2 separate regions of the Homo sapiens genome follow, and region 2 is linked to region 1. Evidence: chromatin contacts called from ENCODE Hi-C or POLR2A ChIA-PET data. All regions are on one chromosome and are shown on one strand. Each heading gives the region's core, a stretch centred on a gene start or an enhancer-like site at or near the end of the contact. The rest is flanking DNA. Distances are from core to core; before and after follow the strand shown.

Region 1 (4,060 bases), core at 896-3,395:
TGGATAGACCTTGAGGACACTAAGCTGAGTGAAATGAGCCAGCCACAAAAAGACACACACTGTATGATTCCACTTACATGCGCTATCTAAAGTAGCCAAGGCAGGGCGCATGGCGCCTGCCTGTTATCCCAGCACTTTGGGAGGCCGAGACAGGAGGATTGCTTAAGCCCAGGAGTCTGAGACCAGCTTGAGCAACAAAGTGAGATCCCTGCCTCTATAAAAAATGGAAAAAAAAAATATTAGCCAGGCATGGTGGCATGTGCCTGTAGTCCCAGCTACTCAGGAAGTTGAGCTAGGAGGATCACTTGAGCCTGGGCAGTAGAGGCCACAGTGAGCTATGATCGCATCGCTGCGCTCCAGTTGGGGAAACAGAGTGAGACTCTGTCTCAGAAAACCCCCAAAACAATACATAAATAAATAAAGTAGTAGTAGTCAAGTATATAGATACGGAAAGCAGAAAGGTGGTTGTCAGGGGCTGTGGGGAAAGGAGAAAAGGAAATTGTCGCTCAGTGGGTATAAAGTTTCCTTTTTGCAGGATGAAAATTTTCTGGAGATGTGCTGGGGTGCACTTGGTACCTGGATCCTGGATCATGGTGGATGAGAAGTGTCCTCCAAGTCACCTTCCTACTGCAATGTGGTGCTTCTGGTCTGGAAGAGAGATGACCCTGAGTCCCTCCCTATGTCCACGCCTAGGCCCCCTCCAGGGGTGGAGAGTGACAACAGAACAAAGTCCTCTCCCACTGAGGCACACCACTCCTGTTCCAGGGAAGGGAATATAGGGCTTCAGGGCAGGGAAGGGAAATGGACAGGGCCGAGGATACCAAGGGGCAGTGAGCTGGGAGCCCGGAACCCATCCCTCATGAGAAGAGAAATGGTGACACCGGAAGCGAGCAGGCCCAGGACCCTGAACCGCACTCCATTGTCCCATCAGACTTTACTCACAAAACACTAATTCAGAGAGAAAATGATCTAGAAGTTTAAGACAGTGATCCCAGAGTGTCAAACGGCAAGCAGGGGCTCTTCTGGGTGGGACCCTGAGCAATGACCCCAGTCTCATATCTATGAAGCCAGCCCTGTGTGGGGGATGCTAAGAATCTCTGAAGGGTATTTGCTGGACATTAAGACTTTTCTGACCACCCCAGACCTGGCTAGAATCCTAGCCAGGGCAGGAACCTGGTCATTTGTGTCACAGAGCCCCAGTAATTCTCATGACTGGACAACTTTGGGAAGCACAGCCCACATGCCTGCTTCCTTGCCGAGGGAGTGGCAGGAAATACCGCCTGTGCCTAGGCAATCATTCTGTTATGTTTGTGACCCTGACCCTTACAGTCTGATTAGACCAGAGACAGGTACATGGTTCAAGAACAGATAACCTATAGGCTGGCTGACACCCTATTATGTAGCTTCACACAAAAAAGCTCTGCCAAACAGAAGCAGTGGCGATTGTTCACTCCAATTAGAGTGGTTTTTATCAAGATTGCAAACTGAAACTGGGAGCAGATGGAGAAGGACAGACAGACACACACACACACACATACACACACAGACACACACAGAGAGAGAGAGAGGAATTAGCTGAGTCATGTTGATGATAGAGCAACAGGGTCAGGATGAGTAGACATCCCCTCGTGAGAAGACATTCTCCAGACCTCTTGGCTGGTAGTTCAGCCATTGGGCTCCTAGGACCCTAGGACCATTGCTCAGAGCCTAACGTGATTTGTTCTCTTGGCAAAATGGCCTGATGTCAAGGCCATGCCATCCTTATTTTCAAGAGTTTTCTTGCCTCTTGTGATATAACCTGAGTGATTTTATTCTTGCAACAAGAAAGGATCATTTTCATTTGTCAGATGAGAAAACTGAGGTTCAGGTTGCTTAGGTAACAGGCATGACGTCATGAAGATACGCTGATGCCAAAGGTCAGTGTGGGCTGCCTCCTGAAAGATGGCAATACTTAGAATGTTGATCACTGGTGGGGGAGGAGGGGTGCAAAATGAGAGGCAGAGCAGAAAAGAGGTCCCTGAATGTCACTGGTGCTCCTACCTGAGGCCAGAAGCAGATCAATACCCTAGCTTCACCTGCATCCGGGTCAGATTGGCACAGGCGACAGGGCTCCTTCTTCTCTGACACTGTTTGCTGGCTGCAAGCCTCATCTCAGCCTCCTGGGGTGCTGTACGGATGTTATAATAGCCTGAGGCAATGACAGCTGCAGTCCTGGTGAAATAGCTGAGAAGGAATTTGCTTGTTCCTTTCTGGTGATCAAAAGAGAGAGAAGGCAGTCCCCCAGGCTGAGACAGTGGGTGGGGACCCACGTTGTGGCACCTCCCAAACAGGCCGAAGGGGAGAGAGCCAGCATTTTCTATGGGGCAAAGTCTTGTACACCCTTTCCTTGCTGCTCCAACTTTAATCGCCTTTATGGTTAATGCACACAGATGCCCAGGATCTTTGCAGAATTATTCATTCTCTGCAACTTTCCTCCTGGGGGTTGGCAGGAACTGCTTGGTTTGATTTTTATAACATTCTTAACTGTAAATGCTGTGGCCCAGGCTTCAGCAATGGAGTGGGAAGCTTGGGAAGTGATTGGTGAAATTTCTGACATAGAGCCCAGTGGGCTTGTCTTAAGACAGGATTCCTGTCAATTTCTTTGAATATCCATTCAGGGAGAGTCAACTCAGATGGAGGAGAAACACTCCTCCTGTTCCCATCTGTCATTTTTGCAAGATGTTTGTTTGTCCTAACTAATGGCTCACCTCGGGCCATCAGACATTTGTTTTTAATTTTCCTCCTTGGATTGAACCTGTTTTAGAAAACAGATTGTATGGAATATTCCAGAAGTTCACTTTTGTTCCAATAAACCAAAATATTCAGTCTATAAGGGATAACGTTTAAAAGATTCAATGCCCTTGGGAAAAAAAGTTGCTGAGTCAGAACTTGCAGTCTTTAAAATTTGTCTTAGGCTGCCTTTGCAGACTGAGTGACAGCATTTTCCTTGTCATAAGTCTCAGATTTCTAGGACAGAGGTAAAGGGATATGACTAAGAAAGGAGACTGCTCATCACTTTTTAATTCACAAGAATGAGCACAGAGTTTCCATTTCCGCTGGCTAAATTGAGTATGTCACTGGGGAGCATATCATGACTTGGTTGCATGGGGCTGCAAGAAGTAGCTTAATTCGGCCTCACCCACCAAGGCAGAAGGCCTGTCCTGCTCACTGCCTCAATTCCACTGAGTAGAGGACCTCCTTCAGCTGCTCAAGGGCCCAGCAGGTTGGAGGTTCCCCAGAAGTCCCCGCTGTTCCTCCAAGTGTGAGGCACAAGTTCCAAGTGAAAGACAGACAGAGGGTTTGTAAGCAGTGGGCCCCTGTGCTGTGATGGGCATGACTATCTGGGAAATAGAGCTTCCCTGTCCACACTTGCCAACCAGTCTCCTCTTGGCTGTAGTATTAAGGACAGCAAATGATCGTTGTTCAGCCAAAAGTTCTAATAGCCTGGAAGGTAGGGTACACTGACTTCCCAAGTCCCTGGCCAAGTCCTTTCTCAGCAATTTAAACCCAAATTTAAAACCAGGCCAAAATTTTGATCACTCAGCCGAACTGTACCTGATGTCTGTAGACTTTTTGAAGGTCTACTTCAACCAGTTTGTTGCAATAGTGGTGAAGTCTAAAATGCAATTGAGGGCCTTTCATGCATCATTGTCCTGGTGTAAATGTTAATAGCACTCACAAACTGTCCCACTTTTGATGACAAATTAAGTGGCTCCTCCAAGAGATGAAAGAGGATAGAAACCATAGGGTTTCTAAACCACCTTGCATGAAGGAAAAGACACTCCTTCACATAATCACCTCACCATTGCCACCATCACCATCATCACCACTACCATGACCATGACCACCATCACCATCATGATCAGCACAACCATCACCATCATCACCATTCACCATCATCACCATCACCACCATCATCACCACCACCATTACCATCAACTCACCATCGTCTTCACCATTATCATCATCACCATGGTCACTAACCCTCCTTACATTCAATGCAGTTTAGAAGGTGTTATCT
Region 2 (4,637 bases), core at 919-3,418, 320 kb before region 1:
GTATAGTCTGCCAGTCATCCAGCCTGGCTGGGACATGGTTCAAGTCTACAGGGCTGCCAAATGCCAAGGGCTCAGCAACACAACATCCACTTTCTCCACCTAACTGGCCAAGTTTCAAACCAAAGCACTTCGGGGTTAGTAGTTCAGACTACATAGTGCCAAGGCAAAGCCTCTCTGTGGGCTGATACCCTCTCCCTCACAGAGGGAGGAGGCTGGGCAACGCCAGCACCAGGCTTTCAGGCACATTCCTGCCGGCTTTGGGCCATTCTCAATGTTCCTCAATAGAGGTCTTACCGGCCAGTCTGTATTATGGACAAGCCACTCTGCAGGCTTTTTACCATCACTGGCCAACAGCGCTGAGAAGGGAGAAAGTGCTGATCAACTGTGGCTAAGATATGACTCCACACTGTCCACGCACATGCCACCTGGTGCCCCAGGTGAGTCTTGGCCGGACCAAAGGGATGAAGCAAGAAAATAAATCAGCAGCCTGGAAACAGAGAAATGAGAGCCACCAGAAATCCAGAGGGCACAGCCCCGGAAGGCAGACTGCTGCTGTAGCTCTCCTGGAAGGCCATGGCCCTGCCTGACATGCAGAGGGAAGCGGGTGGGGATTCTGCCCAAGCATCCTGCCCCTCTTAAAACCACAGCACCCTCCACTTCAGTGGCCTCCAACTGCAGACATATGAAAGCGAGACCCTTCCGCTGGAGGACGCCCTGCCCTCCTGGTAGGGTTCTTCCTCTAATCCAACCCCGGACTTTTGGTTGGTACAAAGCACACTACCGGTTCCAGCGTTTGCACAGGGGCACCTGGACACGATGCTCCCGCGGCTAGGGCTGGCTCTCGGCATCCACTAAGTTCAACTGCACCCCTGAATTAAGCAAACACACTAAGGAGGGCAGCCCTGCACCGCCCAAACACGCCGGCCCGGGCCTCGCCCCCAGCGGCAGCACTTCTCAGAACACGTCTTCAACGTCCAGCAAGACGCCCAGGCCTGGCCTGGTAACCTGTCAGGGGTCGGGTGGCGCCGACCCCGCCGGCTGCCCCCAGGCGTCTGCTGGGCCGGGACGCTCCGGCAGCCCAGGACGCGGAGGCACCGAGCCACTTTCCCGCAGGAGAGACTCTATTGTCCACGATCAAATTAACGCTGACGATCTATCTTCCTGGCGGAGCTCGCGGCGCGGCGGGGCGCAGGCGACGCTCGCCCGGCCTTGCAAGACAAGCAGCGCCGCAGTGCTCCCTCGGCGGAGCAGCCGCGTGCCCCGGCCGGCGTGTGTGGACACCCGCACGCACACAGCGCACACCCCCGCCGCGCCGCGGGCGTCCGTGCCTTCCCGAGGCCCCAAGGCGGCCCGGCCCTCACCTTCGATGGCGATGACGTGCTCCCGGATCTGGTTCTGCAGCACCGGCTCCTCCACGCGCTCCAGCAGCTCGTAGATGGAGTAGATGTTGGGGTGGACCGACTCGAAGCGCTGGATCTCGGCCCGGATGGCAGCCGAGTTGGCCAGCTGCTGCTGGTAGTTCATGGTGCAGGCGCCGCGCCCGGAGCCGCGCGCCCCCCGCCGCCGCCGCCCCGCGCCCCGGGGCCCGCGGGCCGCCGAGCCCGGGGCGCCGCAGCCCCCGGGGAGCCGGGCCCGCCGGCGGCGGGCGGAGGAGGCGCGAGAAGAAAGGCGCGGGCGGAGCAGGCGCGGGGCTGGCCCGCGGGCTCAGTTCATGGCCGGGACGCGCGGCCGGCGAGCGAGCGGGCCCCGGCGTCCCGGGTCAGCGGGCCGCCCGGGGGGAGCGCGCCCCCATGGAGCGCGCCGCGGCGGGTGCGGCCGGCCCCGAAGGAGGCTTGCTCGGGTGACTTCCTGAGCCGCAGCCGCCTTCCAGCCCTAGGCGCTGCTCCGCGGAGCAGCCATTAAAGCCCAGGCAGCCGCCGCGCTCCGAGCGCCGGGGCCGAGGGCCGACCCCTGGGCAGTGTGGCCGCGCTGCTCTGGGCTCCTGGCCGTGGCGTGGGTCCGCGCGCTGCGTACTGCGCCGCCCGGCGCGCCGGGGCCCCCGCGCGAGCCCGCCGTGCGCCGCCCGCCGACCTGGGACCGAGTCGCAGGCGCCTTGCAAGCCGCGGAGCCCGCTCCGAGCGCCGCCCGCCGCCTGCCCGGCCGGCCCCCTCCCTGGCACGCAGGGCTCCGGCCCACGTCGGCCCCGCCCCCGCCTTCGCCCTCGCCCGCGCCCGCGCCCGCGCCCCGCCTGCCCGCGCGCTTGCCGCCCTCCGGCCGCCGGCGCTGCGTCCTCCTCGGCGCTTCCCAGCGCGCCGGATCCCGGGGAATTGCGCCAGGCCCCGCCCCGCGCCTGCCTCTGGGCTTCCTGGGACTTGTAGTCCGCGCCCCCGGCGGGCCGGGCCAGGGGGGTGCGCGGGGTGTTCACACTGGGCCGGGGTGCGGGACCCTCCCGCCGGCCAGGCCCCGCGCCTGCCAGCTCCTGCCCGGGTTCTCGCGGCGGCCCCCGCGCCCCGGCACGGGGGAGGCTGCCCGGGAGTTCGCCCGCCGCGTTGTTGTTTGTTTCCAAGCGGCTGGCTCCAGGAGCCTCTGCGACTCGCCAGTGTCCCACGGCCTCGCTTGGTTGGCGAGCCTCCCCTTCCCGCGTTTGGTAACTTTCTGCCTCCTTTCTCAAAGTAGCACACGTGCTTTCCCTTAATACATGCGATTTCTTTCCAAAGGCGAAGCGCCTCCTGAGCCCATGCGGCGTGGGGGTCCACACTCCACGAGTGGACTGAAGTTTAGACAGGGGTGCGAGATGCGACAAAATACCACAGAGGCTTTCGAGGCATCCTTCTCCCTTACAATTTTTAAAAATCGAGCCGTGGATCTCAAGCTGCTGCCTCCTGAGCGCCGCTGCCTGCTCCACGGGGTTCCTTAGCCCCTGGACCGTCTGTCCCACCGCAATCCCCGATTTAGGTCATCCCCGGGGACCCCCCGCGGAGCTGGGACCGCACTGCAGCAGCGCTTGGAAGGCTCGTCTCGCCGCTTTGAGGCAAATGGGACCCTTCAGATTTGCGGAAGCACTGGCTGCCGGGCGGTCCCACAAGGTCCTGGATTGAGGACACTGGCTGAGTCCCTGCCCCCAGCCATCGGCGTGGTCTTTCTGAAACTCAGCCAGCCGGGCCGGCATCCCCGTTTAAAGCCTGCTGAGCCTTCACCGGCTCACATGCAGTTTGCTATGGCCTAAGCACCCTGGTATCCAGCCGTGTTGGCTTACTGGCTGGGCTCCACAACTTCCCAAAGATGTGCTGACATTTTTACCATTCCGGACCTGCTTGTCTTCTCCTTGACACTTAGGCACAGGTCATCACTCCATGCCTCGGGCTGTCCACGCATAAGTAACTCTAGTAACCAAGAGGCAGGCATGTGGCCTCACCAAACCTGACCTATCAGCAGCAGCTGATCACTTGCGCTCCTGGAAACCCCTTCTCCCAGTGCTCACCAGGGCTTCCTGCTGTGTTTCTGGCTTCACTGTCCCTTTTGTGGTTTTCTTCTACTCCCCTAACCTCTAAATATGGAGGGCCCCAGGGCTTATGGTTAGGCCTCTTTTCTTTGCTATTTGCTGTGATCGCCCCTGTCTTATGGCTTTGAATATCATACACAGGTTAATGAAGCTCATATGTATCTCCAGCTGTGACCTCACCCCTGAATAACAAATTCACATCCACCTGCATCCTCAACATTTCCTGAAGCCTAGCTGGTGTTTAAGTCCAGCATGTCGCCAGCTGAACTCCTGCCATCCCTTCCGGCTACATCTCCTAAAAATCTTCTCCATCCCAGTCATCGGCAACTCCAGGCCACCATTTGCTTAGGCGAAAAATTCAGTGCTGTCCTTTTTGCTTATCATTCTCTCATATCCCAAATGGTGTCAGCTCCACCTTCAGAGGATCCAGAATCCCACGACTTCTCACCACTCGGCTGAAGTCAGGATCATCTAGCTGGACCATCACTAGATCTAACAATTGTAATAGCTCACTGCTTCCTACCTGGTGAAACTTACAAAACCTACGTCCGGACTTGTCATGCCTTTTCTCAAAACCCTCCAATGACTCCCATCTGGCCTCGCCCCACAGGCATGAGCTCTTATCAAGAGCTGCTCAGGGGCTGAGCTATTCCCCTACTTGTAAGCTAACAAGTTAGCCTGCCACAATTCATGGATGCTGGCAGAAGACATGAGACTCCCAGATCAGAAACAAAGGACTTTGTTATTCATAATAGTAGCATTAGCTGGAATATCAGCATTTTCATGCACCAGTTTACTGAGACCCAATTCCCACGGGCAACATGAGGCCCAGGTGAAGCCTGTACTTGGAGTCAGCTGCCCTATACGAGTTTTATAAGTTTTTAACCCTTAGCTTAGAGAGCTCAGATCTTTCATACGGGCAGTAAGTGTGTCTGCCCTTCACTCCAGAGGGAGACACTGTTTTTATCATGGACAGTAAGCATGTCTACCCTTGACTGTGGCAGAAAACATTATCTCTGTCTTCCAAGGCTGTTTGCTCTGCAAACATCCTTGAGAATATAGTCCAGAGCAAAGGCGCCTGGTGTCTCTACCTGTGTACCTGTGTTACCCAGCAAGGGCTGCCATAAAAACCTTCCACAGGCCTGGCATGATGCCT

What was found. A loop is a pair of places that touch in the nucleus more often than their neighbours do. ChIA-PET counts read pairs that join two places held with the same protein, here RNA polymerase II (POLR2A). Pooled maps may share reads with other maps.
Region 2: a map of PC-9 shows a loop between it and region 1 (5-fold over the local background). The contact joins the promoter of AGAP1 here to the enhancer-like site in region 1. A Hi-C loop is called at or near these places in 2 of 168 maps with a recorded cell type or tissue (PC-9 and chondrocyte) and 2 of 50 pooled maps. POLR2A ChIA-PET finds 5 or more read pairs at or near these places in 1 of 52 experiments (PC-9).

Annotation. Positions count from the first base shown.
Region 1 is chr2:235,169,180-235,173,239 of GRCh38, reverse strand. No RefSeq gene overlaps it. Among named protein-coding and RNA genes, the nearest start is that of SH3BP4, 220 kb to the right of the region's middle. RefSeq lists a silencer at 1,557-1,743. Within about 2 kb of position 2,145, at least 6 of the 41 ENCODE cell types and tissues checked have a DNase peak (open chromatin) inside an H3K27ac peak, as active enhancers do; they include PC-9, where a contact is called at or near this core.
Region 2 is chr2:235,491,574-235,496,210 of GRCh38, reverse strand. AGAP1 (ArfGAP with GTPase domain, ankyrin repeat and PH domain 1) reads right to left here and starts at 2,168. Exons shown (of 18, transcript NM_001037131.3): 1 at 1,362-2,168. The coding sequence starts at 1,524. RefSeq lists an enhancer at 41-914.